2 separate regions of the Homo sapiens genome follow, and region 1 is linked to region 2. Evidence: chromatin loops called from intact Hi-C (ENCODE). Cell type or tissue: IMR-90. All regions are shown on one strand. Links, peaks and the distances in the headings refer to the core of each region. The heading gives the core; the rest is flanking DNA.

What was found. Hi-C counts contacts between places; a loop is a spot of excess contacts. Peaks named below come from ENCODE experiments on the same cell type or tissue, not always from the same donor. Only the 100,000 strongest peaks of a DNase experiment are listed, where the experiment ranks them.
Region 1: it touches region 2 in a loop (4-fold over the local background); 4 of 110 quality-filtered maps call a loop at or near these places.

What each region holds. Positions count from the first base shown.
Region 1 is chr3:58,983,027-58,998,496 of GRCh38, forward strand. All of the region lies in intron 4 of CFAP20DC (CFAP20 domain containing), which reads right to left. All of the region lies in intron 2 of CFAP20DC-AS1 (CFAP20DC antisense RNA 1), which reads left to right. Among named protein-coding and RNA genes, the nearest start is that of CFAP20DC, 59 kb to the right of the region's middle. RefSeq lists an enhancer at 14,952-15,470. In IMR-90, for the core only: no CTCF peak of the experiment used is centred there; a DNase peak (open chromatin) is centred at 6,275; H3K27ac peaks cover 175 bases.
Region 2 is chr3:58,550,414-58,565,883 of GRCh38, forward strand. FAM107A (family with sequence similarity 107 member A) reads right to left here. Exons shown (of 4, transcript NM_001076778.3): 4 at 13,704-15,470. The region is part of intron 1 of LOC107984079 (a long non-coding RNA gene); the gene reads left to right. Among named protein-coding and RNA genes, the nearest start is that of FAM107A, 19 kb to the right of the region's middle. RefSeq lists enhancers at 9,881-10,881, 10,882-11,382, 11,383-11,883, 11,884-12,884, 15,284-15,470. In IMR-90, for the core only: a CTCF peak has its summit at 10,437; a DNase peak (open chromatin) is centred at 10,518; H3K27ac peaks cover 364 bases.

The sequences.
Region 1 (15,470 bases), core at 2,361-10,360, 430 kb after region 2:
TCTGAACAGAAAAAGGAGAGCCAAAGTGGGGGGAAAGAATTTGAAGAAAAATATTCTGATCATGGGCCATTAGGATAATGATGGTACTTGAGACAGCTCAAAATGATAAATCATTACAGTTTGTTTTAAGAAATTCTTTGCCAGAATCATTTCAGTGATATTAAATTGTTTAAGTGGACATCTGTGGAGTGCTATGGCAACTGGGTGGGTTTTATGGGCCAGTCTGGTACATCTATTAAAACAGCTACACCTGTTTTATGGAAGCTGTTTGCAACGCTCCTTTGCCAAATATAAATCTGGCTAATCCTACTTTTTTGTCATTTTAATTCTATAGATTACTTAAACCAGAAGGAATGTGGGTGCACTAAATTGTTTCCAATTTAACAAACAAAACATGTTTTTTTAAAGCACGAAAACCATACTCAATTTAGATGGCAGTTTTAGAACTTATGGTTCAGTTTTATATATTTTCTATTTGAAAGATTTACACAACAAAATCAGAGCAAAACACTCTAATGGGAAAGCATAAAAGAGACTGCCTATTCTTATTCTACTCAAAGATTTGCTTATTGGAAATAGGGTAAATATTTTATCATCCAAATTTAATAATAATCACCATAACACACCAAAATAGAAATTGTTATAAATATCAACAGTAATAATTATAATAATAAATACCTATATATGGCTTAATCTGTGCCAAGTGCTATTCAAAATGCTTTATGGATGTTGTTTAATCTTCAAGCAACCCCATGGGATATGTCCTTTTATTATTCCCATTTTATGGATGAGGAAACTGAGGCACAAGGACACTAAGTAACCTACCTAGGATCACATGGCTAGTGAGTATCAGAACCAGAATTCCAACCCAGGCAGTCTGGCCCTAGCATCTGTCATTTAAACCACTTTGATATATACTGTCTTCACCCTTGACCCAGAAATTCTAATGCATATGTGTAAGGCATGATTTCAGGAGTTAAGTTGGGCTATTTCTGAACTTTATAATGATATCTCACCATTTCTTTGCCTGTCATTAATGTTTAAATGGAAAAGGGAAAGAATGCTTATAAGTTTGGCTGGGGAGGAAAGGAAGAATCCAGTTGGCAGGACAAGTTGGTGATAGCATTCCATCCTGCTTACTAAAATTAAATTTTCTCTACTTAGATAAAACCTTTCTTTTGAAGTGCCCAAGAGAACTTCTGCAGTAAATCATCAATAATTGTTATTGGCTTCCTATTTCTTTGTTGTGACACTATATTTGTCAGAATATCCCTGAGTGGTCACTGTTTTTTGAACTGTGAACTTAGTGGTGATGGTATAGCTTCTGAATTGGTTTCTGACAACTTTTGCCAGAGGATTTAGGAATAATTATTATTCTTAGCCCCACCAAACCACATGGTGACACCAGCAAACTCTGAAATGCAACGAGCAGAATCATCACACTGCAGAGAGATGTAGCCTAATGACATGGAAAGAGATGCCAAATCATTTTTAACTTTAGAGGGTCTTGCCTTGCAAGATTTAATTAGCTTACAGTTGAGAAGTAATTTGACATTTCAAATTATAGTTATTTAAAGACTCTTGAATTGCTCATCATTTCACCTGATAAAACTGCAATATAAGGAGAGTCCCATGGAAAAAATGATTAGCATTAAAACAAAATCTCTACAGAGAAGGAACAAAAAGAGTGAAAAGAAAACCAGCATGGGAATCAGACAGCATTTGGATATAGCACCACAGGTGTGATGTTGGGTGGGCTATTACTGAACTTCTCTGAGGCTTTCTCATTTATAAATTATCACTTACAGAGTTTTGTGAGAGTTAAAGGAACTTGGTAAAGTTGCTGGCATGGTGTGATTGCTCAATAAATTTTGGTTACTTTTTTTGGGGGGCTGAGGGGACAGGATCTCTCTCCATCACCCAGGCTAGAGTGGCATGATCACAGCCCACTGCAGCCTTGACGTCCTGGGCTCAAGTGATCCTCCTGCCTCAGCCTCCTGAGTAGGACTGAGGCACTAGGACTGGAGGACTGGGACTACAGGAGCGCCCACAATGGCCAGCTGATTTTTCTTAACTTTATTTTTGTAGACAGGGTTTTGCTATGTTGCCCAGACTAGTCTTGAACTCTTGTGCTCAAGCCATCCTCCTGCCTTGGCCTCCCAAAGTGTTGGGATTACAGGTGTGAGCCACTGTGCTGGGCCAATTGTGGTTCATTTATTAATATTCTTCCTATTCTCTTTTTATACTAACACTGAAAAATTTCTCTGAGAGTCCCCATTTCTGAAGTATATTCCTTCCTCTTCAACTCTACTCTTGCTTTTCAATATCCATCATCCCTGGCCTGATTGACTGCAACAACCTCCTAATTACACTCACCATATCTAGTTTTTTTTTCTCAGCAACTTAACACATCTTTAGAAAAATAACCAGCAATGTTATCTTCCTAATTCATAAAAACTATCAATCCCTTGCCTACAGAATAAAATTAAAAAATCGGTGCCTATTTCTTCAGATCCATCTATCATCACTTCTCCACTCACTCCTTATTCTCCAGCCAAACCAATATACTACACTAGTAGTGTGGCTTTTATACATGTTTATCTCTCATCCAAAAATGCCGTGCTTACCATTTGTGATTTTTTACTTGTTCTATGAAACCCGTTAGCAACATCCCCTATTCCATCAACATACCTCTAACTAAAAGGCAAAAATAAAAACTCTATTTTATTTAAAGTCTTCATAGCAATTATATATACTTCTGTTAGCATTTCTCTCACTGCATTCTATTTGTTCTATATTATTCTATTTGATAGTCTATGAACTCACTAAGGAAGGGAATTATTTCTTATTCATCTTTGTATCGCCAGGGTCTGGAACAGTCTCTGGAATCTTATACAGTACACATTGAACAGACACTGGATGAGAGAATGTCCAGACAGTTTTCTCTAATAGTTCACTCTCATTCCCAGTTCAGCCTGTAAGCTATAATTACATTTCTCACTTTTGGCTAACCATTTGTTTTCCTTTATTAGAAACTAAGGGATTTTATCAACATGAACTGAGCTAATGAATATTCCCTAACTGCTACAAATACATAGTCTGCGAAAATATAAGAAAAATGAACCTTCAATTCATACGTAAGTTTGAAAGATAAAATAGGAAGTTGATTGAGTATCAGAATAAAGAGGAAATAAAAGCCAGGGCCAGTCAGCTATCAGTTGATGCCAAAGTAGGGTATGTGTTTATTGGGGGATGAGCTATCTAGCCTAAATGTATACAGGAACCAGAGGGTTAATATGTGTGCATGTGTGCACAGACACATAAAATTATAGATGGGGGCCTCAGGATTGTAACATCTATAGTGAGACAGTAGATGTGGCCTTGGGCTTAAATAAGGTGGGAAGCTAGAACTGAGCCTCCTGCAGAAAGCCAGACCTTGGAATTACTGCTCCCTCTGTGAAAGGAGTTCTAGAAACTTCTGTATGGAAAATCAAAAACAAACTAGCAAAAAATAAATAAAAAATAAATAAGCTTGTCTCTGTCCAGGCTTTGGGTTGGGTTGAGTAAAAAGTCGACTGTGAGAAATTAAGTCCTTAAGACCAAACCATGTACATGACCTGAGTTTGACTTTAAACTACCCTTGTGAGGGAATCCCAAGCTGAGAAAGACATTTAAAAACTCGTTCTATGTCAGTAAAAGCCTTGACGTACCCTTTGAATAAAATGCAAAGCTTTTCTAGGGGGACATACCAGCAATCCATGCTACAGGTACTCTCACGGAAAAAACGACCCCCAATAAACATAAAGTCACATTCCAAAGTTACTAACTACACAAGGAAATGATACACCATGAGGGAGAGTCAGTATTTATAATAGGAAGAGTCACTTCTTTAGAACTTCAGAGAACAGAGCAATTTGAAAGTCACTGTAAAATATGTTTAAAACTATAATAAGTAAATAGGATACCATAAACAACAAATTTGAAAAAGAGCCAAATAGGGTTCTAGAAATTGAAATAATTTTTTAATAAAAAAGGACCTGCAAACAACATATTAAACAGAGCTAAAAACTTAGTGATCTGAAAGAAATTACTCAGAATGGAACACAGAGAGATAAAGGAAGAAACAAGGAGATGGATGGGATACAACTGGAGTTAAAGCTTTCTTAGGTAAGATGTTTGTGTTATAAGAGAATGAGCTATTAATTTCCTACTTTAAGTCAAATATGAGTGTTATAAATTTAAGGGTAACCACTAAAAGAACAGAAATAAAATATAACTTCCAAGTGGTCAAGGTTAAAAAATAAGAATCATGTACTACATATAACAACTTGAAATTAATCTAAATGTATAGCCTTAAATTGCCTATTAAAAAAAGTAAGATTAAGCTTCCTGGGTTAAGCATTCAACTCAAAAAGTTGGAAAAACAATATATTACAAAAGTGGAAAGAAGGATTAAGAAAATAATTGAAATGGAAACTTTGAGAGTATTACCTAGAGCAAAAATATGATTCTTTGAACAGACCAATGAAATGCAAAACCTCTGAAAAGATTAAGTAAGAAAAATATACAATATTAGAAATTTAAAAATACAGTATCAGCATTGTACAGATACAGCAGAGAACAAAAAACTGTATATACTTTTACATATATAGCTATCTATAAACTCTCACATAACTCTTATAACTCTATACTATTAAACTGGAAACAAAATGACACTTCTAGAATATTATAATTATTAGAATTGACAAGAGAAAAAAATAGAAAACTTAAAAATACCTATAACCATTAAAGAAATGGTATTGGTGGTTAAAAATCTATCCACTAAAAAGCACCAGGTCCAGAGGTTTTAAAGACAAGTTCTACCAAACCTTTAAGGAACCCAATACAGATTGTTTGAGATATAAAAAGGATTAAAACACCCCAACTTAATTTATCAAATATAATTTTATCATAAAACTATGTGAGGATGACTAGAAAAATTATAAAATAATCTAATAATGAATGTATGTGTCTACAAGTCTTAAATAAAGGAAAGAAAACTCAGTCTAACAATGTATAAAAATACCATATTTGATGACCAACAGAGGTTATGGTCAAGAATGGAAGGAAGTTTAAATATGAGAATATCTGTAATGTCATCCATGACATTAACAGACTAAAATCAAAAACATATGATCAACTGGACAGGTGCAGAAAAAAAGCATTCAATGAAATTCAACACCCATGAATAATAACAAGCTTTAGCAAACTAGAAAAGTAAGCACTTTAATCTATGACTAAGTTATATTTTTAGATCCTGTATCAGTCAAGACGGGTTATACCAAAGTAATAAATAACTCCCAAATTTCGGAAACTTAACATGTAAAAGATTATGTCTTCTTCGCACTACATGTTCCATGGGGCAGCAGGAGGTTCTGCTTATTCTGGTAACTCAGGGACTTAGGCTGGTACATTCTTCCATAATCAGCAGAGCATTGAGATGGGAACAGGGACATTTCTAAAGCATCTTCCTAAAGTGACATATGTCAGCTCATACTCATCTTCACTGGCTAAAGCAACTACTTCACCATATTTCCTTGTCAACTGTGACAAAGATTTCTGTAGTTTGTAAGCTACTCAGTTTATGATACTTCGTTAAAGCAGCCCAAATGGATTAAGACAATATTTCTGAATCTTCAGTTTCTCCTAAAGAGAAATGTAAATATAAAATATGTAGCCATTATTACTTCTAAATTTTCTTCAACCTCTAGTCTTTTTTCTAAATCACTGTCATTTAAAAATATTTCCCATTTTAGTCTGATTTCTGATTATTACTTTGCAAATGGAAGCCTGAAGAAAAAATGATAATTTGCCAAGAGACCATCAATACCCATGGTTCCAAATGTTATGATGATGTCTTTTGCCAGGAGTTCATTTCTAAAATATTTACATTCTGTGTTTTTTTAAAAACTATTTTTCCAGGTTAGATAACACAAGATGAAATTAGTGCATTGCATTTAAACAATACTAAATGTAAAATTAATGATAAACTGGCAGAAATAATGAAAAATCATGAGTAAAAGTCAATATTTTAGTCCTTTCATCACTGAAATCAATCAAAATCCGAAATTTCCACTGTGCCTTTTTTTCTTTTAGAGATTTACTCTTACTGTTACTAAAATTAGGACTAGTTGAAAAATCCAGATGATGATGTATAAGACACACAGAATCTAGGTCATTCTATCATTGGCTCTAGATCTGCAATACTAATAGCAGAGCTTCTTATGTAAAGAAAGCAAATATACAGAATTAAGATAGCAAGGAAGCCAATGTACTTAGTAAGAACATGCTGTTTTTAGAATTTTTGCTAATGATGATTACATTTTAAATTCTTCCTAGAGTTTCACTGGATACAGCATTACTCATTTCCTGTTTTTAAGAAGTATTCAATATCACTGAAGTATGCAAAGATGACACTATAAGTAGTTCATGACCAAAGATTTCAAGATTCATTAATAAACTTTTTTAGATATTCCACTCTACCTAAGGAAGATAAAATTTTGTAATATAAGTACATTCCAAACAAATCTATAAAAGTGAACTTATGAATAAAAAAGTAAAGTTTGACTTGTATACTGCTTTAGATAAAATAAACAGAGGCTCAGTTTATACTTCACAAGCAGATGATTATTTTTCAATATTGGAAGTAAATTATTTCCATAGTCTATGTAAAAAATTTAAATGGCAGTAAGATATTCTGACGAAGAAAATTTATTACAAAATTAATGCTTACCATATATGGCTTCATTTGGATGAGAGCAAGAAATGAGCCATTTATTGATTTATTATTAGCAAAGCACAAGACAAGGCATGAGCTATAGCAGAAACAGAAAAAATCATGACCTCTGAGAAAGGTGGTGGTCAAGAGTTTCAAAAGAGTCAAGAGTTAATCCTGTGGATAAAGTATAAAAATTATAGTAAATGAAAGTAATTTGTATCAAGAGAAACTCCCAATGGAATTAAATGCCTAAGAGGTGCCTGCAATGTACTGATGAACAGCATGTAATAAAGACAGGAGCACAAGGAATGCATTTTGTGTTCTCACAATGCCCTGGAAACACTCTGAACTGCAGTCCTGATCAGCCCTCAGAGAGGTCCTGAGATGAAGAAATTAACAACTCCAAAGAGACAGAAATACTGGCATAGTAAATTAAAGTAGAAATGCCTTCAAACAATGTCTAGCCTCTGCTACTAAGGCTACTAGCTTCTGCTATGAAGATGTAAAATAGAGCTGGAATTCTTTGTTTATTTATTCTTCTTCCCAAGAATAACTAATGAGTTGTAGTTGGTTTTGTATACGTGTATTAAAAATGCCCGGTTTTTGTCTTGTTGCTAGAGAAAAGACACTGCATCTACTGCTGCTGAGGAGTTCTTTGAAATACCTGAAGTACTGCACAGAGTAAACAGGAGCTTTTCCAGGTCCTAGAATGCTCTTTATATGGCTTGCTCCTCATCCTTTGAGTCTCAGTTCAAATGTTACTTTCTTAGAGGTACTTATCCTGACCATTTTTCCTAAAGTAGATCTTTCTGTGTACTTTCTTATTGCAGGGCTGAGCATCCCAAATCCAAAGATCAGAATTCTGAAATTCTCTAAAATCTGAAACTTTTTCAATGCCAACGTGATGCTCAAAGGAAATGCTCACTGGAGCATTTTGAATTTCAGATTTTCAGATTTAGGATGCTCAGCTGGTGTGTGTGTGTGTGTGTGTGTGTGTGTGTGTGTGTAATGCAAATATTCCAAAATCTAAAAAAGTCTAAAACCTGAAACATCTTTGGTACCAAGCATTTCAAATAGGAATATTCAACCTGTGCTCTGCGCACTTATTTCTTAACACTCACTTTGTTATTTTTTTTAAAAACCTGCTTTTCTTTCCTGGCTCCATACCAGAATGCAAACTTCATGAAGACAGAGATTTTATCTGCCTTGATAACTGAAAATATTCTCAGCAACTTTACTTGGCACATAGTGGGCTCTAATACATATTTATCAAATGAATGAATTTCCAATATAAAGAAAACATTAAAAATATCTTTTCTAGGTACACAATCATGAACACTTGAATGAATCAGTATGTCTTTTTTCAAAGGAAAGCATTTACAATATTTTCTTTCCCTTGAGGTCTACATTATATAAATTCCAATTGTGGTCCACATCCTTAACAAACTGTAGTTGAACCAAATACTCATCAGTAACCATCTCCAACCAGATTTCTTCAGCTGTGACCTCTGACAGAGGCTCAGTAACAAACTGCTTACCTCCTCCTAGGAAATTAATGATGTCTTCTAAAGGCTACATATGAAACAGCATGTTCAATAAATATTCACTGAATATTAAATATTCTTGAATGTTTGAACCTCAATATGAATGAATCACACTCCCCTCAAATAATATACTTGACTTCGATTACCTTCATGGTCTATATTTGCTTAAAATATATCCCTTAAAACATCAGTTCCCAACCTTTTTGGCACCAGAGACTAGTTTTGTGGAAGACAATTTTTCTATGAACGGGGTAGGGGGAAGTTATGGTAGTACAGGGAGGGGATGGTTTCAGGATGAAACTGTTCCACCTGAGATCTCAGGCATTAGATTCTCATAAGGAGCACACAACCTAGATCCCTCACATGTGCAGTTCACAATAGGGTCTGCTCTCCTACGAGAATCTAATACCACTGTTGATCTGACAGGAGGCGGAGGTCAGGTGGTAATCCTCTAGCCCCTGTTCACCCCCTGCTGTGCGGCCCGTTCCTAACAGGTCACCTACAGGTACTGGTCTGTGGCCCAGGGCTCGGGGACCCCTGACTTAAAAGTAAATTAGGTTTTACAACAATTATTCTAGATAAGTCAGCAAAATAAGGAAATTTCAAGTAGGTTCAAAATGTTACTGATTTAGCAACATTATTACTGCTGCTAAACACATAGTAAGCAAACTATTGTTATTAAGTTCTACAGTATTAAGTATTTTGTTTCTATAATGCTTGTGGCAACCCTATGAAATGGGTTAGCATTGTTATCCTCATTTTACCAATAAGAAACCTGGGGCACAAGAGGTTAAATGACATGCCTAGGGTCTCAGCCAGCAAATGGTAAAGCTGAGATTCAAACCCAAGCAGTCTGATTCCAGGTTGTGTGCTGTTAATCACTAATTTACCCAGTGCGATTCTAAGATGCCTGCCTGCAAATGTATTATTACCAGTACCTGACCAGGTTAAGCACAAAAATTTAGATTGTTCAGAAACTTATATACCAATTTGACATTGCTGTAACATCCAAGTATGTGATCACTGGGCTCATCCACTGGACAGGGTGATTGGGGTTGTCAAAGGCACATGGGGAGTGAGTGGCATATGGCCCTAACTATGTACTGGCACTATGTACAGTCAGTTGAATGACATATTGGTCAGAAAAACAAGAAATTAAAATGAAAGAAAAAAACCTCACCTCGTTCTTCAAATGGTTTGAGAAGTCCTAGTCTACACTAATCTCATTTGAATTGTCAGAAGATCTTCATATCTCTTGGGAAAAGAATGCTGGAGTATCACATTTTGCCTGCCTCCATCAGACAATAAATACAAAAATAATTTTGAAATTTGTTCAAATTTACATTTATAAATTTAGTACATATTTTAATGAAGACATTATATAAAAACATTTGAATATGTAATATATAAATAATTTGTTGCTCTTACTGCATGAAAATATAATGCTTAGTCAGGTAAGGTATGTAAAAAATATCTACATAAATATCCATCCAGAACTGGAAGTTTTCAGTTTTATCCAAAAAAGGGGAAAGCTTATTTTAAAATAAAATACATACTTTATTTTAAAGCTTATTTAAAATAAAAATACATATATAATTTACATTTTTAATTTATAAAACACCCCTGTCCCTCAAAAACAAATTTCAAGAATCTAACTCCTTGTTTTGGCTTTAAAATGATTTGGCAAGTGATTTAAATCAGATCCGGAGCTACAAAGGAGAAAAACGTGGGGAGTACTTTTCCAATTGAGGAATTCAAACTGTTTCTAAAATAGAATAGTAGTGTTGAATATATCTAACACCACAGAGGAAAAAATGAAATATTCCGTATATATTGATTTTCTACATAAACTATGCATTATTCCCTTCATTTTTAATAGAATGCTTCCTAAAATGCAGTACATATTTCTTTTTTTTGTAAATGCATTACAAACTTCTTTGTAAAAAGAGCATTCTGTCCGTGATTCAGAAAACTTTCAACAAAGCCTGTAAACTCTGAAGCAGGAAACCAGTACCGTGTGATTGACTGAAATAGAGAACGCTGTTTACCCCTAATTCTGGCCTCTTCTCTAGTTATCTTCATGGTGAATTTCTTTTTTTTTTATTTCCAACTTTTAAGTTCAGGGGTACCTGTGCAGAGTGTGTGTTTGTTACATAGGTAAACGTGTGTCATGGTGGTTTGCTGCACAGAACATCCCATCACCTAGGTATTAAGCTCATCACCCATTAGCTATTCTTCCTGATGCTCTCCCTCCTCCCATTCCCCATCCTCCAACAGGCCCTAGTGTGTGTTGTTTCCTTCCACGCATCCATGTGTCCTCATCATTCAGCTCCCACTTATAAGTGAGAATGTGTATTTGGTTTTCTGTTCCTGCATTAGTTTGCCGAGGATAATGGCTTCCAGCTACATCTGTGTCCCTGGAAAGGATATGATCTTGTTCCTTTTTATGGCTGCATAGTATTCCATGGTGTATATGTACCATTCTTTCTTTATCCAGTCTATCAATGATGGGCATTTGGGCTGATTCCATGTCTTTGTTATTGTGAATAGTGCTGCAATGAGCATACATGTGCAAATATGTTTGTGATAGAATGATTTATATTCCTTTGGGTATATACCCAGTAATGGGATTGCTGGGTCAAATGGTATTTCTGCCTCTAGGTCTTTGAGGAATCATGACACTGTCTTCCACAATGGTTGAACTAACTTACACCAACTTCATGGTGAATTTCCAAGGAGACACTTTCATCTGCCTCAATCAACCTTTCCCTTTCTTGCCTTTCCATTTAAATAAAAACCTATCTTCCTAGGTAACTACAGAGAGGGAAGAACTACAGAGAAAAGAAACATACATGCACACAAACACATGTATACCTTGCAAGCTCAGCACACACTGAGCTTAACTGACACAAAATTCCAAGTCAATGGACTTTGCATTTTCTTAAAGCCTGCAGTGCTCTCATTGCTCACAGGCCTTTTTCTGCCTGCTTCTGAGATTCATTACAGATGGCTAAGGCTGGAAGTATGATGGCTGGATAAGTGGGGCATTACTTGATCTTCTATCATTCTGGTAAGAATTCTATGAGGCAGAGAAAAGGCATATGCCATTATCCTCATTTTTTTTTTAATGGGGAAACTGCAGCACACAAAGAAAGTTAAGTAACTTGCCCAAGGCACCAAGCAAATTGGTGTCAGAGAATTCAGGTCTTTAAAACTGTGTTCTTCTCCTCGTCAAATAACAATAATGCCTTCCCCCTTCCCCCAGTTTTTCCCACACTTGTTATCCAAGTACAATATATATCTAAATTGTATTTTATGCATTTCTAGACACCTCCAATCATCAAATTATAATTTCCTATTATGTTTTATTTGAAATGTTAGCTTTTAAAATGATATCCATAAATCTTTCAAACATGCAATTAGCAGGAAGAGGAGAGAAAGGATGGTTGGAAATAAAAAAAAAAGAACAGTTTCAATGACTTTGCTCGGGTAAAGAACCAAAAGACTTAAAAAAAAAAACAAAAAGCAAAACCAACAATTCCGGCAGGTGAGGGAAGAAGGTTCTTTGTGACAGGGTTTTGCCTCTTTGCCTCCTTATGCAGCAGGGGGAGCTATGGTACTATTCGTTAAGGTTACAGGAAGACAACAAGTCTGAAAAAATAATCCAATTCGCTCCTAGGATATCCATTTTCTTTTGCATTTTCAAATGGTTCTTTTCTGTTTTTGAAACGTTTTTCCTCCATGCCTTGAGAACCTCAGGCTGCACTACCTATATCCCTTTTTCTCTGGAATGACAGAGGGTTACCACCTTCGCTGTACATCCTTATGATGTCATTTTGATAAAGATATTAGGAGATACAGTTGCACAAAGCAGCCTGCCTTCCTCTGCCCCATCACTCTATAGGTTTCCTCCATAATTTATCAAATCTATTTTTTAGCCCAAAAAGAGGACTCTCCTGCAACTGAAAAATTCCCAGAACAACCACTGGCACATGTCTTTACATTTTCAGTTGCAATCCATCAGAAATGATTGTCAAAAATATCTCACTAAAAAAAAAAAAAACACTATTTGTAGAAATTTTAAAAAATTTATTCAAATAATAAATTAAAATGTTTCCAAAAGTAGTCTAAGTAATTAATTTTGAGTAGAAAAAAATCTTTTTTAAGAGTTTATAGGAATCAAAGAATTTCATCCTTATATAAGGCTGCATCTAACATTACTGTGAAGATCAATTTTTTTTCAACTGAATGGGCTCTTGGGTCCCCAGAGATTTGGTTAAACATTATTTTGGGTGTATCTGTGAAGGTGTTTTTGGCCGAGATTAACACACAAATCAGTAGACTGAGTGAAGTAAATTGCCTCTCAAATGTGGTTAGGTCTCATCCAATCAATTGGAGCCCTGAACAGAATAAAATGGTGGAGTAAGGGAGAATTTGCTCTCTCTGTCTTTTTAGTTGGAACATAGGTCTTTTGCCTTGGGACCCTTCCAACTTGGACTGGAGCTTATACCATTGGCTCTTCCAGTTGTCAGGCCTTCAGACTCAACCTGGAACTATCTATTGGTTCTTCTGACTTTTCAGCTTGCCAGACTGTAGGTCATGGGACTTCTCAGCCTCCATGACCACATGAGCCAATTCTGTATAATAAATCTATCTATCTATCTATCTATCTATCTATCTATCTATCTATCTATCTATTGTTTCTGTTGCTCTGGAGAGCCCAGATTAATATAATTACTAATTTCATGTTAAATTGCTTTGGTATAAATGAAGCAGAAAAAAAAAAGTGTTTACTTACAATATTCCCTTCTAGGTAACAACACCATAATTGGGTTTTCCAGTAAACAACAGGCATAGTTTCCAAACTTATTTATACAAATAAATCTCACCTGTAATAACTGTGCTTATTTTTATATATTTGACTATAAATAGATGCTAATATGGTAGCAAAAGAGAATGAGGATATCACCTCTGTGTCTTCCTGATATCTGGGAAAGCCCATTCTAGGCTTCACGTAACAACCCACATGGCTGCCTTTATCTACTCTTCCTACCAGAAAAATATTTAAAACCTTTACCAAAAAAACAGCTGTGATTTATCTTGTTTGTAATTTTTAAGATACAGATAGATTACAAATAGATGTATAATGTATGACATACACACAACTTGAAATCCACAAACTTCGTTATTTGCTTCCTCTTAATAAGTTCCTTTACATAGACAGCCTTTTCAGGTCAGAGTATATAAACAAATGTACTGACTGCCTACTATATCCTGGGCCAGGAAAACAAAAAGTGTGCTATGTGAACTGTTTATTGCTGATCTACAGAGAAAAAAAGAAGCTAGAGCTGGAACGTAAATTAAATTTATCAATAAGCAAACATTTTTTTCCTAGCAAGAATTTTCCAAAGAAGGAAGGAGAGTGCTGATTTATATTGTGGCCCAAGTTCCTTATCTCACTGTAATGGCAACTTTGAGTAGCATTGTTCTAGGTAATTCTAGATGCTTTTGAGACAGCCAGGTGGGAGGGGTTCTCCAACAGGCATGCCCACTGGGAAGAGCGCACACCGGGGTGGAGCCACAGAGGTTCGCACCTTTTGCAGCCGGGAGGAGCCTGGCCCCTCCTCTTCCTGTGTGGAATCTGGGATTCAAGCTGTGGTGGGAAGCACTCCAGGAGGGACTCTGGCCTTGTGGAGGATTACTGTTTCCCCTTTTCACCCAAAAAACTCCTGCTTTACTCACCCTTCAAACTTTCTGTGAGCCTAAATTTTCATGTCCCTGGGACAGACAAGGACGCTGTCTTTAGCTGAACTAAGGAAAAGTCCTGCAACACTTTCAGATGTATTATTTTGTTATTTACAATGGCTAACATTTATTTAATTCTATGTGCCCAATACTTGTACTAACTCATTTAATCCTCATTAAAAAACTTGTGAAATAAGTACTATTAATATTATTATCTCTACCCTATAGATGAGAAAAATGGAAGCACAAATGTTAAACATAGTAAGTAATGAGCTGGGATCTGGCTCTAGAACATGCTCTTACCACTTCACTATACTGCCTCCTTTGAAATCTGAATCCTCATGACAATTCAGTGAGGAAAACAATGTCGCCATTTAAGAGTTGAGAGACAGCACTCCTAGATTGTTAGCTTCCCAAAGACAAAGGCTGTACTAATTGATTCTGCATATTCTCTCTAGAAGCCTCTAATGATGGCCTCAAGCTCATAGGCATTGTAGAGAAATGCAGAAGTGTCATGAAACATGGCCTTCTACTCTCATGAAGCTCACAACCTCATGGAAGAGATACTACCAAGTACAAAGTGGAAGGGCTGCTCTGCCCTGGGCTTGGAAGAATGAATGTGAGGATCAAAAAATTATTTTAAGGACCTCTAAGCCTTGAAAGTAAACAGGTCTAGTCTTGTAAGACTGTAAATGCCCACATGTCTTATTCTACCATTTGTACACTAATGAGATACAGGAAGAGGGACAAATAAGTAACTCTCGATAGCAATGTACAGACTGTAGGGTCTGTCTTCTGCCTTGGGGAGTGGGTATAGGGGGGTCCAGCAAAGAATTAGACAAATAAGATCCCATAGAAGGCAAGGTCAAGACAGTACGTAAATTTATCCTACTCTCCAAAAGTGGGATTGAGAGCTTCAGAGTCCACAGTCAGTCTTCCACAGAGTTGGCCTCTGTGATTTGAATAAAGTGATCAAAAGCACTAGCCCAAGCTTGAAGGTTACTGTAACCAAAGTCTTTGGACTTTGGTAGCTGTGGGGTAGACAGCTGTCTACGGGCAAGTCCTTCAAGGTCATGGCAGATTCTGCAGAAGTGGTACAGACTGCAGTAGCAGCAGTGAAATAAGCTCATTAAGTTTAGGAGGGACCCTCTCAATACATGTCTTCTGAAGTAGTAAAAGATTAGGAGCAAAGATTCTGAAGTCTCATAGGTCTGTTTTAAATGCCCATTTTGTTCCTTGCAAACTGTATATGACTGTGGAGAATTTAGCTATCCTCTGTAAGCCTAAGTTTACTCGTTTGTAAATGGGTGATAACAATATCAAACTCATGGGATTAAACTATATGACACCCACCCATACAGTACTTAGCATAGAACATGCCACAGACTTAACAAAACAACTGATGCTTTACTGCGTCCTTACCA
Region 2 (15,470 bases), core at 5,949-13,948:
ACGGGGCGGCCGGGCAGAGACGCTCCTCACCTCCCAGACGGGGTCTCGGCCGGGCAGAGGCGCTCCTCACATCCCAGATGGGGCAGCGGGGCAGAGGCGCTCCCCACATCTCAGACGATGGGCGGCAGGGCAGAGACGCTCCTCACTTCCTAGATGTGATGGCGGCTGGGAAGAGGCGCTCCTCACTTCCTAGATGGGATGGCGGCCGGGCGGAGACGCTCCTCACTTTCCAGACTGGGCAGCCAGGCAGAGGGGCTCCTCACATCCCAGACGATGGGCGGCCAGGCAGAGACACTCCTCACTTCCCAGACGGGGTGGCGGCCGGGCAGAGGCTGCAATCTCGGCACTTTGGGAGGCCAAGGCAGGCGGCTGGGAGGTGGAGGTTGTAGCGAGCCGAGATCACGCCACTGCACTCCAGCCTGGGCACCATTGAGCACTGAGTGAACGAGACTCCGTCTGCAATCCCGGCACCTCGGGAGGCCGAGGTTGGCGGATCACTCGCGGTTAGGGGCTGGAGACCGGCCCGGCCAACACAGCGAAACCCCATCTCCACCAAAACCAGTCAGGCGTGGCGGCGCGTGCCTGCAATCGCAGGCATTCGGCAGACTGAGGCAGGAGAATCAGGCAGGGAGGTTGCAGTGAGCCGAGATGGCAGCAGTACAGTCCAGCTTCGGCTCCGCATGAGAGGGAGACCGTGGGGAGAGAGAGAGGGAGAGGGAGAGGGAGAGGGAGAGAGCGTTTTCTTTTTCTCTACTTTTTTTTTTTTTAGACAGAGTCTTGCTTTGTCACCCAGGCTGAAGTGCAATGGCACAATCTCGGCTCACTGCAACCTCCACCTCCCGGGCTCAAGCAATTCTCCTGCCTCAGCCTCCCAAGTAGATGGGACTACAGGCACAGGCCACCGCACCCAGCTAATTTTTATATTTTTAGTAGAGATGGGGTTTCACCTTGCTGCCCAGGCCGGTCTTGAACTCCTGACCTCAGGTGATCCACCCATCTCGGCCTTCCAAAGTGCTGGGATTACAGGTGTAAGCCACCACACCCAGCCTATATTGCATTTTCTTTATCCACTCATCTCTCCACGGACATTTAGATTGTTTCCATATCTTGGCTACTGTGAAAAATGCTGGGACTAGACGTGTTCAAAATGATGGCTCCATCTTCCCTTCTCTGCCAGCCACGTCGATAATGTTAACTGTTACCTCGTTGCTTTGTATTTTCAATTATGTAATTGTTTTACAGGATCTGTGAGTTTTATACTTTTGTGTGCTTTTATGATGAAGAGTATTACCTTTTCATTTCCATGTTTAGAACTCCTTTGAGCATTTCTTGTAAGGCTGGTCAAGTGGTGGTGAATTTCCTTAGGGTTTGCTTGTCTGGAAAGTATTTTATTTTTCCTTCTTTAAAAAGCTCAGTTTAGCAGATTACAAAATTTTGGCTGAAACTCTCGGAAAGACTCTCCCAGGTTGTAATCCTTAGTAAGACTCTGAATAAAACAAACTCTAACTCTTAAATAAATAAATAAGTCTCTTTGTTAAATTTCTCTAACAAATTTCGTAATAGCTCTTCTGTGTTATCTTGGAGTTTGTTCAGTTTCCTTAGAATCGTTATTTTGAATTTTTGATCTAAGAATGCACACATTGTTGTCTTGTTAGGGTCAGTCACTGGCTTCTTAGTTTGTCCATTTGGGAAGGTTACATTTCCTTTTTTCCTATTGTTTCTTGTAGATATATATCTATGGCTTCGCATTGAAGGAGTAGTCATTTATTCCTGTCTTCTCATTTATTCCAGTCTTCTCTGTCTGGCTTATTTTGGCCTTTCTAGGGTTTGTTTGTTTAAAGGTTCTTTGCAGTTACCATGAGTCCCCAAAATGCTAGATTACTGCCTTTTTTTGTTGTTGTTGCAGTAGATGGTGCCTGAAGCTAAGGTTTGTCTTGACTCTTGCAAATGGTCAGAGCACTACCCATCCTAAACAGGGGGTTCTCAAAAGCAATACCTCAGCTGTGGGGGAAGGCTGGCTAAGGGTTCATGCCCAGAAGACCCATGGTGTGTACCTCCTACAGCATGGTGCTGCTGAACAGCCTTTGGCTGAGATAAAGGGCAGAGTTTCATGGACTGGAGTTTTTAGTCCCACATCCCCTTTTTGTTACTAGCTTCCCTTAGGGGTTTTTCTTCTTATAGGCACTTGGGATGCTGGTTGAAGCAGGAATGGGTTTTCTCCAAGGGAACCCAAGATGGTGGGGAAGCTGGCTGTCTGCCTCAATCTTACTTTTTCCAGTGTAGAAACTGTGAGTCAGGGAGAAAGTGTCATGGATAAAGAAGTTTGTTTCTCTTACTCTCTCCTCAGAGTTTTACACTTTTCTGTGGCCCCAGGGATTGTCCTAGTCTCTGATTTGAGTTCTGGGATGGTGTTGATGACATTTGTCTTGGATTTCTTTTTTGGTTTTCAGTGGAGGAGAGTGAAGTGCTTCTACTTTACCATTTTGTTGAAGTTGCTCCATTTGTTCTTGATGTCATAATTTGCATCTTTTAATATTATGTATCCCTGTATTAGTCCATTTTCACACTGCTATAAAGAACTACTTGAGACTGGGTAATATGGAAAGAAAAGAGGTTTAACTGACTGACAGTTCTGCATGGCTGGGGAGGCAACTTACAATCATGGTGGAAGGTGAAGGGGAGGCAAGTCACATCTTACATGGTGGCAGGAGAGACAGAGAGAGCAAAGGGGGAAGTGCCATACTTTTAAACCATTAGATCTGGTGAGAACTCACTCGCTATCATGAGAACAGCATGAGGAAAATCCACTCCCATGATCCAGTCACCTCCTACCAGGTCCCTCCCCTGACACATGGGGATTACAATTTGACATGAGATTTGGGTGGGGATACAGAGTCAAACCATATCATTCCACCTCTGGCCCCTCCCAAATCTCTTGTCCTTCTCACATTTCAAAACCAATCATGCCTTCCCAACAGTCCCCCAAAGTCTTAACTCATTCCAGCATTAACTCAAAAGTCCAAGTCCAAAGTCTCTTCTGAGATAAGGCAAGTCCCTTCTGCTTATGAGACTGTAAAATAAAAAACAAGTTAGTTATTTCCAAGACACAATGGGAGTACAGGCATTGGGTAAATGCTCCCATTCCAAATGGGAGAAATTGGCTAAAACAAAGAGGCTACAGGCCTTATGCAAATCCAAAACCCAGCAGGGCAGTCATTAAATCTTTTATTTTATTTTATTTTATTTTATTTTATTTTATTTTTTTGAGACGGAGTCTCACTCTGTTGCCCAGGCTGGAGTGCTGGAGTGCAGTGGTGCGATCTTGGCTCACTGCAAGCTCTGCCTCCGGGGTTCATGCCATTCTCCTACCTCAGCCTCCCATGTAGCTGGGACTACAGGCACCTGCCACCACACCCGCCTAATTTTTTGTATTTTTAGTAGAGACGGGGTTTCACCGTGTTAGCCAGGATGGTCTCAATCTCCTGACCTCCTGATCCCCCCGCCTCGGCCTCCCAAAGTGCTGGGATTACAGGCGTGAGCCACCGTGCCCAGCCAAATCTTAAAGCTCCAAAATAATCTCCTTTGACTCCATGTCTCACATCCAGGCCACACTGATACAAAGGGTGGGCTTCCGAGGCATTGGGCAGTCCCGCCCCTGTGGCTCTGCAGGGTACAGCCCCTGCGGGTGCTTTCATGGGCTGGCATTGAGTGTCTGTGGTTTTTCCAAGTGGATGGTGCAGCTGTTGGTGGATCTACCATTCTGGGGTTTGGAGTATGGTGGCCCCCTTTTTACAGCTTCACTAGGCAGTGCTCCAGTGGGGACTCTGTGTAGGGGCTCCAACCCCACATTTTCTCTCTGCCTGCCCTAGTAGAGGTTTTCCATGAGGGCTCTGCCCCTGCAGCAGACTTCTGCGTGGACATCCATTTGTTTCCATACATCCTCTGAAATCTAGGTGGAGGTTCCCAAAGCTCAATTCTCACCTTCTGCACACCTACAGGCCCAACACCATATGGAAGTTGCCAAGGCCTGGGGCTTGCTTCCTCTGAAGTGATGACCCAAGCTGTACCTTGGCCCCCTTTAGCTGTGGCTGGAGCTGGAGCAGCTGGGACACCATATCCTGAGCCTACACAGAGCAGTAGGGCTCTGGGCATGATCCATGAAACCATTTTTCCCTCCTAGGCTTCTGGGCCTGTGATGGGAGGGGCTGCTGTGATGGTCTTGGACATGCCCTGAAGACAGTTTCCCCATTGTCTTGGCTATTAACATTTAGCTTCTCTCTCTTTTTCTTTTTTTTTTTCTGAGACGAGGTCTTTCTCTGTCACCCAGGCTGGAGTGCAGTGGCATGATTTTGGCTCACTGCAACCTCCGCCTCCTGGGTTAAAGTAATTCTCCTGCCTCAGCCTCCCAAGTAGCTGGGATTACAGGTGCTCACCACCACACCCAGCTAATTTTTGTATTTTTAGTAGAGACGGGATTTCACCATGTTGGCCAGGCTGGTCTCTAACTCCCGACCTCAGGTGATCCACCCACCTCGGCCTCCCAAAGTTCTGGGATTACAGGCATGAGCCACCATACCTGGCCTTAAAATCTAATAAAGATTAAAATCTCCCTAGATTAACAGACAGACTTGACAATGTCGGTTCATCTTCCTCACGCAGAAAAGCACATTTGTCTTTCATTCTTTCCCTGTAGTGTCTTTTATTCCTATTCGTGTTTTATTAATTTTCTTGGAATAAATCACATATTTTGAGTTAAATTAGCATTTATTCCATTTATTTACTTGTTTAAAACATCGTATCCAATGTTACCCATTTTTTTTTCTAGCTATGTACTCCAATATAGAAATTCCTTAGGCTTTTGGGACTTTAGCTTGTGTTACTTCGTTAGGCAGAATGAGCTAGACTGTGCTGCAGTAATACAGCACTCCCAAATCTGAGTGGCTAAACACAAGTTTTTTCCTCCCTCATGCCAAGTCCACTGCTGGCATAATAAGCATCAGGACAGCTGTCCTCTGTGTGGTGAGTTAGTGAGCCAGCCTGCTTGACTTTATGCTTCTCCATCTTAATGCTCAGCCTCTGCACTTGCCACCAAGGGGAAGAGGGAGACCTGAGGATCCCTGGGTCTTCTCACTGCCTCAGCCCAGAAGTGACCCTCATCACACTCCTGCTCCTATTTCATTGACCAGAACGAGTCACAGGACTCTGCCTAAGGACAAGGGGGCTTAGAGGCAGAGTCTTCTCTGGAGAGGAGAACCAGATAGGGGAAGCCATGCTACACCCATGCCCTTGGCTTTTTGGGGTTTGGGGTTAGCAGACTCAAGCAGAAGAGAAATTCCCAGGAGTTGTTTTAAAATAACAGTGAAAAGGTTAGATAATATGGGGGCACTCGGAGCTGGTGTCAGAAGGTGTGAGGTGATACCTCCCCCCAAAAAATAAGGGCTGGGAGAAGGGCAGGGGGTCTTGAGGTGGGCCAGCCATTGGGGAGGGATGGATGTCAGACAAGTTTAGGGACTGAGAAAAGTAAGTGAGTGGACACAGGACCTGGAAGGGTCTGGTCAGCAAGAGACATGAGGGAATGGAGCTACCAGGGACAGGAAGAGGATGATAATGAACTTTCCCTGAGTGCTGGCCCTGTGCTTGGTGCTTGCCAAGTACTTTATGCTTGTTAACTAAGTCCTCTAACAATCTTTGAGGCTGGTACTCTTGGAACTACCATTTGACAGATGAGGAACTCAGAGATGTTAAGTCACTTGTCCCGGGTCACCAGCTGTGGGGGTGCCAGAGCTGGATCCCCTACCTTTCCCAAGAATCTAAAGTCTGCGCGAATTTGTAGCCTAAGCTGTTAATAATCGTGCTGTGTCACTTTGTCAAGATATCCATAAAAGAGAGAGCGAGGGAGGGAGAAGGAAGTGCCATCCTTGAAATGTGTCCAGCCCTGCACTAGGCACTGGTGTAAATGTCCCAGAAACTGCTGGACACATAACCATCCTCAACACATATCTCTCTCCTTCCCCCAGTTTCCTGAGCTAAGGGCAGAGATGTGGACTTCTGTGCCCCATTTGGCCACTGTCTTTTCTTTTTTTCTTTTTCTTTCTTCTTCTTTTTTTTTTTTTTTGAGATGGAGTCTTGCTCTGTCACCCAGGCTGGAGTGCAGTGGCACGATCTCAGCTCACTGCAACCTCCGCCTCTTGGGTTCAAGCAATTCTCCTGCTTCAGCCTCCTGAGTAGCTGGGATTTCAGACACCCATCACCATGCCTGGCTAATTTTTGTGTTTTTAGTAGAGATGGCGTTTCACTATGTTAGACAGGCTGGTCTCGAGCTTCTGACCTCAGGCGATCCACCTGCTTGGCCTCCCAAAGTGCTGGGATTATAGGTGTGAGCCACCACGCCTGGCCAGCCACTGTCTTTTCTAAGAGCCGTGAGTGAGATGGGGCTGGGATTCTTGTCCCAGGGGCCTACTCTGCCAGATTGGTAAAGGCGGGGCTGCCTGCCGGCAGGGAAGGAGGAAGGGGGAAGGCTGTTTGGCCTCAGCATGCTTGCAGAATATTTCTGGTGACAGATGGGAAAGCTTGAATGTGGGTGCTTTGCAAAACATCCTCCTGCAGCCTCCACCAGCGAGTGCTGCCAGGATAATAAAGCCAGACAGATGTGGGTTCAGATAAAATGGGGGTAATGACAGTCTTGGGGATTAAATGAGAGAATTCATATAAAGTGCTGAGCACAGTTCCTGGCACAGGCACTAGATGTTCAATGAGTGCGCTCTCATTACCCTTGTCACAGATGTTTAAAATGGAAAATGAGGTTCAGCAAGTTGCCCAGGCTTGTGACAAATAAGTGGCAGAGCTGGGGCTTGAATCCAGGTCTGGGCCATAGAATTAGCTCTTGTCTCCCCACCCCACTGCCCCAGCAGGACCAGAGCTGAGCAGTTCACCTGGGATTTTAGCAATATAGAATCACAGGAAGAATGTTCCTGCCTTTCCCATAAAAATGCTGTTTTGAAAACAGAACATTATGTAATTAATGTCCTTTCTCGGGCAGATTTGAGCTCTGATTCCTCTTGGCATTTTATGTTAAAAAGAAGTTTTTCTTTTCTGGCAAGCCTGCATGATTGCTAATAACAGTGGAGCAAAATAATTTTTGCTACAGCTAGGAAAAGAATTTTTCCTCAATCCTCATGAGTTCTTAGTTGGGACGGACCCCTGTAACAAGACAGATTGACGAGAAAAACAGTTTAGTGACGCGTGCAATGCATATCACGTGGCCGCAACTTCAGTGAAAAGTAACTCAAAGCAGTAGCTTAGAACTCTGGCTTATGTAACCTCTTCAACAAAGAACAATAAATCTGTGGAGAAATGACAGGACAAAGGTAAGCAGTTTTAGGCTTCCAACAGCTGGAAGCTCAGGAAGGTAAATATATGGGAGGAAACCACTGGAGTGAGGTTTCCTTGCAGATTCCTCTGGTGCCATCTCTGAGCTCTTAGGAGTCTAGAGTTGTCTCCAGTAAAGGTGAATTTATATCCTGCCTCTAGGCAGATAAGGGGGAGGGTGGAGGGAGTTTTCCTGTGTTTGCTGCTTCTTAATTGCCTTCAACTCAAAAATAATTTTACGTCAAAGAGGATACTTTGGGGGGACATATCCTTTGACAGCCACTATAGGTTGAGTTCTTACTATATTCCAGGCCTAGGCCTCATTGCTTTACAAACAAACTCTCATTTAATTCGGAAGACCCTGTGGAGTAAGTACTTTGACATCTGTTTTACAGTTTAGGAAACTGAAGTGCAGTTTTTCCTAAAATTGTTGCTAGTGGATGGTCGAGACAGGATTTGAAGCTAGGTTTTGGAATTTTTCTGGTTTTTGTCTTTTTTTTTTTTTTTTTTTTTTTTTTGAGACGGAGTCTCGCTCTGTCACCAGGCTGGGGTGTAGTGGCATGATCTTGGCTCACTGCAAGCTCTGCCTCCCGCGTTCAAGCGATTCCCCTGCCTCAGCCTCCTGAGTAGCTGGGACTACAGGCGCCTGCCACCGCGCCCGCTAGTTTTTCGCATTTTAGTAGAGACAGGGTTTCACCATGTTGGCCAGGATGGTCTTGATCTCCTGACCTCATGATCTGCCTGCCTCGGCCTCCCAAAGTGTTGGGATTACAGGCATGAGCCAGTGTGTCCAGCCTGGTTTTTGTCTTTTTTTGGCCATGGGATCTGTGTTTAAATGGAAATACATGGAAACAAACATTGAGCTGCTCTAATTAAAGTTGAGAAAAGTGGTGATGAGGGCAAGGAGATTATAAATGGCTTGGTGTCACTCCTCACTTCCCCCATGAAGCAAAATTTGAAAATCACTGAATTGTTCTGCTTTCTATGACTCCTTCTATGTTTATAGATAAAGATTGGATTTCCTTTTCTGCCTTGCCTTCTGGGAGGCTCAGGCCTTCTTTGTTTTACTCAGTCATGCTAATTCTCTTCAAATTGGGGTTCTGGACCAGGCACAGTGGCTCGCGCCTGTAATCCCAGCACTTTGGGAGGCCGAGGTGGGCGAATCACTTGAGGTCAGGAGTTCGAGACCAACCTGGCCAACATGGCAAAACCCCATCTCTACTAAAAATACAAAAATTAGCTGGGCATGGTGGCACATGCCTGTAATCCCAACTACTCGGCAGGCTGAGGCACGAGAATTGCTTGAACTTGGGAGGTGGAGGTTGCAGCTGCATTCTAGCCTGGGCAACAGAGTGAGACTTTGTCACAAAAAAACAAAACAAAAACCAAAACAAACTGGAATTCTGAAATAATTTTCTGTTTCCCATCTTCCCATTACAAAGCCCTTCTTTTACTCTGTGATCACCCTTTAATCAGGCTGGCATGGTGGCTCTCGCCTGTAATCCCAGCACTTTGGGGAGGCTAAGGTGGGAGGATCGCTTGTGCCCAGGAGTTTGAGACCAGCCTAGGCAACATCACAAGACTCCTATCTCTAAAAAAAAAGAAAAAAGAAAAAAAGTTAGCTGGATGTGGTGGTGTGCACCTGTAGTTCCAGCTACTTGGGAGGCTGAGGCAGGAGGATTGGTTGAGCCTAGGAGTTGGAGGTTACAGTGAGTCATGATCGTTCCACTGATCTCCAGCCTAGGCAGCAGAGTGAGAACTTGTCTCAAAAAAAAAAAAAAAAAAAAAAAAAAATCAAGAACCCCGAACCAACACTCATAATTTACAGTTGCCCCAGGCTGTGGCTTAATGATTAAGACGAACACAAGTGACTGACTTGGGGGCAGAGGGCTGGCTGGTGTTTGTGTTGAGGGGAGTGTTTTCAGCATCCCTGGATATGCCAGTCTGCCTGTGCCCCCACAGCTCTCTCCCTCTACGGGGCATGCCTGAGGTTGGCTTTGCAGGAGGAGTGAGCGTTTTATCTTGGACAATGGGAAGGTTGAGCTTAGGTGCCCTGATCCCATGGGAAACCCTTCCTTGGAGGAGGGAGCCCTGGCTCACTTAGCTATTGCCAGGCAACCTGGGAACATGACTGGTGTTCCTCATTGGGCAGTCCTGCTCATCTCTCTATAAGGTCCTTTCTAGGAAGTAGACGAGTACATGTAATGAAAGGGCTAGCTTTGGAAAACAAGCCCAGCCCCATGTCCTCCTCTCTGGATGAGTGTCAGCCAAAAATCAACTCAAAACATCTCCTTGCTGTGGACTGAAGATTTGTCTCCCCCTTATTCATATGTCAAACCCTCATCCCCAGTGGCATGGTATTTGGAGATGGGGCCTTTGGAGGTAATCAGGGTTAGTTGAGGTCATGAGGATGGGGCCTTCATGATGAGATTAGTGTCCTTATAAAAAAGACACCAGAGAGCTTGCTTTCTCTTCTCCCTCTCGCCCAGTGTGAGGACACAGTGAGAAGGTGACCATCTGCAAGCCAGAAAGACAGCCCTCACCAGAAAACAACCATGAGGGCACCTTGATCTTAGACTTCTAAGCCTCCAGAACTGTGAGAAAATACATTTCTGGCTGGGCACGGTGACTCACGCCTGTCATTCTAGCACCTGAGGAGGCCAAAGCAGGTGGATCACCTGAAGTCAGGAGTTCGACACCAGCCTGGGCAACATGGTGAAATCCCATCTATACTAAAAATACAAAAATTAGCTGGGCATGGTGGCAGGCACCTGTAATCCCAGCTACTTGGGAGGCTGAGGCAGGAGAATTGCTTGAACCTGGGAGGTGGAGGTTGCAATGAGCTGAGATTGTGCCACTGCACTCCAGCCTGGGCGACAGAGCAAGACTGTCTCAAAAAAAAAAAAAAAAAAAAAAAGAAAAAGAAAAAGAAAATGAAAATAGATTTCTGTTGTTTAAGCCACCCAGTCTATGTTCTGTTACGGCAGCCTGAGCTGACTAGGACATCCAGACAGAAGGAGATTAAGGCAATTAGTTCTGTTCTTCTGAAGTCTGGCAGGTGGGGGCACTGTAAGGCAAGAAACTAGCAGGAGTGAGGTGGTTACTGGTTTAGTGGGTCTTTGGAGGCACTGAAAAATCAAATTGTTTACGTTACTGCTCAGCAATGGGAATGCAAAGAATGCAAGGAATCCCATCACAATGGTAGATTCTGACTTTTTTTTTTTTGGAGAAGGAGTCTCTCTCACACAGTGTGGAATGCAGTGGTATGATCTCTGCAACCTCCACCTCCCGGACTCAAGCGATTCTCTTGCCTCAGCCACCAAGTAGCTGGGACTACAGGCACGTGCCACCACGCCCAGCTAATTTTTGTATTTTTAGTAAAGACAGGGCTTTTTCATGTTGGTCGGGCTGGTCTTGAACTCTTGGCCTCAAGTGATCGCCCACCTCGGCCTCCCAACGTGCTGGGATTACAGGTGTGAGCCACCGTGCCCAGTCGATCCTGATCCTGGTTGAATTTGTGGGTGGAGGCGTCTGGGGCATCTGGGGATGGAGTTTAGCAGCAAGTGGACATTCCTCACCCCAGAACTAAGGTAGGTCTGCATTGACCTGAGTCCTTTTTTTTTTTGAGATGGAGTCTCGCTCTGTTGCCCAGGCTGGAGTGCAGTGGCAAGATCTTGGCTCACTGCAGCCTCTGCCTCCCGGGTTCCAGAGATTCTCCTGCCTCAGCCTCCTGGGTAGCTGAGATTACAGGTGTGTGCCACATGCCTGGCTAATTTTTGTATTTTTAGTAGAGACGAGGTTTCACCACATTGGCCAGGCTGGTCTCGAACTCCTGACCTCAGGTGATCCACCCGCCCCAGCCTCCCAAAGTGCTGGGATTACAGGCGTGAGCCACTGCGCTCGGCCGAGTCTGTTTTTATAGTGCAGAGGTTAAGTATTTCAAGTTCAGACAGACAAATGGCAGATAAAGTAGGTCCCTGAATCCCATGGAGCATGGTCAGGCTGGTGCAGGGGCCTCCTAGGAGCACTTTCCAGGAGCAAGGCCTGGCTGTAGTGGAAAGAATGCAGACTCTGCAGACAGGTCACTCTGGGTGAGAATCACATCTCTCCTGGGGCATTGCCTTATGTCTTCTGGCAAGGCCCTTCACTTACCTGAGCCCAGGTGTCTTCATCTGCAGAGTGGGGAGGAAGACATCTGATTGTCATGGGTGCTGACATTGCTGGCCCCCTATAAATGCAGTGACTGTCAGACCTCTGAGCCCAAGCTAAGCCATCGTATCCCCTGTGACCTGCACGTATACATCCAGATGGCCTCTAAGGAATGACAAAAGAAGTGAAAATGGCCTGTTCCTCCCTTAACTGATGACTTTACCTTGTGAAATTCCTTCTCCTGGCTCATCCTGGCTCAAAAGCTCCTCCGCTGAGTACCTTGTGACCCCCCACCCCTGCCTGCCAGAGAACAACCCTCCTTTGACTGTAATTTTCCTTTACCTACCCAAATCTTATAAAATGGCCTCACCCCATCTCCCTTTGCTGACTCTCTTTTCGGACTCAGCCCGCCTGCACCCAGGTGACATAAATAGCCTTGTTGCTCACACAAAGCCTGTTTGGTGGTCTCTTCACACAGATATGAGTGAAAGTGATCATTACTGACATCCATTCACAACTTTCCGGGGTGCCTAACTATTTTCAGGGCCCTGGATAAAGGTGAGCAGAATCAGACAGGGTCCCACCCTCACAGGGTTTGGAGTCAGTATAATCTCAAGTGTGGTGAGGCTGCCCTGCCAAATCTCCTGTGGTGTGAGGACTCTTGTGACACACACGCTGCAGGACCAGGGTTGGAGGGTCCCTTCACATCCTAAGGTCAGCCCTCTCTCCCAGGTTTTGTGTTTAGTGCTGGTTTGCCATTGACAGGGGCATTCTGCAAACCCAAACCAGGACCCGAGAGAGTGTGGCCCCCGCAAGAACGGGGGTTGCTGTCTTGGCTCCCTGTTTAGGGAGAGGTCTGAAGTCAGAGCTGCTGCAGCAGCCTTTTGCTTCTCCATGGTCTCCAGGCTTGAGTGATGGCCTCATCATCAGCCTTCAGGGATGATCTGACTCTCTAGACACTCCTGTGGTGTGCAGGAGCCATGCGGCTCTGATGCGGGTCCTGCCAGCATGATGCCAGTGAGGCCCAGGTATATTGATGAATGCCCAAGTGGGCAGATGAGGGCTTCCCAGCAAATGGATATCTGTGGGTCAGGGTGGAAACCGTGGAGGAAGGAGGCAGGTAGGGCCTTCTCTGGTTGCTATGGGCTGGACCTGGGAGAAGGCTAGGTGTATTGCAGAGGGAGAAGGGGTTTCTCATTCTTTCATTCGACAAACACTTCCTGAGCATCTTCTCTAGGCCTTGTGCACTAGGGATTCAGAGTAAACAAGATAGACAAGAATCTTTGCCCTCATGGAGCTGACATTATCATTAGGAGGGACACACGAGACAAATCAGTAAAATATAGAATATGTTCAATGGTGATAAACAGTAAGGGGGAAAAAGAAGGCAAGGCAGGCAGAGGAAGACTGCAGAAGTTGAGATTTTAGATGGGGTGGCTAAAGGGGACCTCATTTAGAAGAAGTGTGATAAAAGACCTGAAGAAAGCAAGGGAGTGGGCCGCGAGGCTCTTGGAGGGAAGGATACTCCTGGCTGGGGAAGAGCAGGTGGAAAGGCATGGAGATGGGGCATGCCTGGAGAGGGTAGGAGGCCAGCACAACTGGGACTGTGTGAGCAAGTGGGAGAGTGCAGGAAGGAGGTCGGAGGCTAAGAGGGAGCTGGACTCGCAGGACCACCTGGAATGCAGGAGAGACTCCACTGGGAGCCCAGGGAGGGCTCTGTGCAGAGTCGCAAGTTCTGCCTTAGACTGGAGGAAGATCATTTTGGCTCCTCTGTTGAGAACAGGGTGTAGGGACAAGGCCAGTAGGGGAGACCAGTTGGGAGGAGACCACTGCAGTCATCAGATGAGGGGGAGGCACTGCACCTTTGTTCTCTACTGTGTCCCAGCCTATGGCATGCATCCTGGCATGGAGCAGGAACTCGATAAATATTTGTTGAATGATGTGTGCTTTAGTCATGTCCAAGTACCAGTTTTCAGACTCATGCTAGGTAGGCTATATGGGGAAGGTGCAGAAAAACAGATCCCAGGCATTGCAGCTGGGGATCCTGATCCAATAGGCTTCTGATGGGAAAGTTGAATCTGGATTTTTAGCACAGCCTGCAGGTAATTTTGGACAGGCAGGGACTGGCCTTCTGTGTCAGTTAGGGATGATTTTGGTTGCAAGTAACAGAGACTGACCAACAATGGTTTAAACAAAGAGGGATTTATTTTATTTACAAGAATTCTGGAGAAGGATGGCGGCTGGTATTGGCTTGGTGAAATAATGATAGGGTCAATGACTCTGTGATTCTCTTGGCCTTTTTGTCATGGTAGCAAAGTGGCTGCTGTGGCTCCAGGCATCACACCCTCAATCAAGGTAGGAAGAAGAGGCCCAGGGAGGTGTTAGCCATGCCTGTGTCTTTTATTGGAAAAGCTTTCCCAGAAGCCCAGGTAGACTTCCTCTTCAATTTCATTGGCCACACCTGATCACATAGCCATCCTAAGCTGCAAAGGAGACTGGAACAGTGAAAATCTGGATTTACAGCCTCCACAGTTGGAGTGGCTGGAGATACAGAGTTGGGACGACCCCTGAAAAGTGAACCAAGGTCGTCTGCACGGCTGCCCTGGAGGGCGTGGTGCTTGAGGTCCCTTCTACCTCTGGGGCTTCATGGAATGACTTGTTGCCTCCATGGAGCACCTCTGGGGACCACTGGGTGAATCCCCAGGCATTCCCTTGGAGAGCCCTCGTCCATCTGAGACCCTCTGTCTTGCTTCTCTTCACATGTCTGAACAACACATGGACCCGAGGGCTGCTTCTTTGGGGAAGTGGTGATCTTTATTTTAGGGATTGTGCATCTTCAGTGTAACCCTCACCTGGCAGACATTAAACAGCGTAAACACATTCTCAGCACGCCAGTCACATTCAGGAGCCTCTTGGAGCTTGACTTATACACACGCACACAGGCGCAATATCTGCATTTACAGCCCTGTGCTGGCAGCACACACAGGAAAAGCACGACTTCAGTCACCCTCAAACCACCCAGTTATGAGTAAGACCAGAACAATCCCTTTCCTCCGACAGTCCCACGTTTGCTTCCAGGAATCAAAGAGCATGCCAGTGGCAGCTATCTGTGGCAGTTTTGGGAAAGTGAAAGGAGATGCTATTCCAGCACTGCTCTGTCACCTTAGATGATGGGTTTAGGAAGCCAGAGGCAGGGATTTCAGGGGAAAAGAAACAGGCCTGGTTTATTCTCTAATTCTTTAAAAATGGGATAGGAGCAAAAGGTTAAAATATGTGGGTCTCACACAGGAAAGGCCTTCTGAAGAAGAAAAATGGGTGAATTCACTGGAGTTGGCCCAGCTAGGGGTTGGGTCTCAGGTGACAGAGGCCGGGGATTCAGACTCAAAGGGGCCAGTCCATAAAGGTGGCAGTGGGGTCTTCAAACCACTGTTTCTATTCCAGAAGCCTACTGAAAATCATTGTATATTTGCTTTCCATAAGACTAGGAAAAAGTAAAAAAAAAAAATTTTTTTTTTTTTTTTTTTTTTTTTGGCTAGAATTGCATCGTAACAGTGTGGTCACACTGGTAAGAAATGCAGATTGGCAATCATGTACATCTCTGATTAAAACAACACTCACATAACCAACACAATTTGCTAGGCCAAAGTCTTCACGGGCAATCCCTGGGGTGGGAGTCTGGGATGGGGTGGATAATGAAGGATACCTGGGGTTGCAGAAGTGGGGTGGGAATCCCTGGGGCATCAGTCCACAGGAGGTGGGGGCCAGCGATGGCTTCAGGGGTGATATTTCCAATATATATCAGCCCTGGGCACTCTCGCCCTGCTGCTCACAGCATGGTCCTCACACCAGCAGCCTCCGCCTTACCTGGGAGCTTGTTAGAAATGCAGGATCTCCCAGATCTATTGAGTTAGAAGCTGTATTAACAAGATCCCCAGTGATTTTTATGCACAATC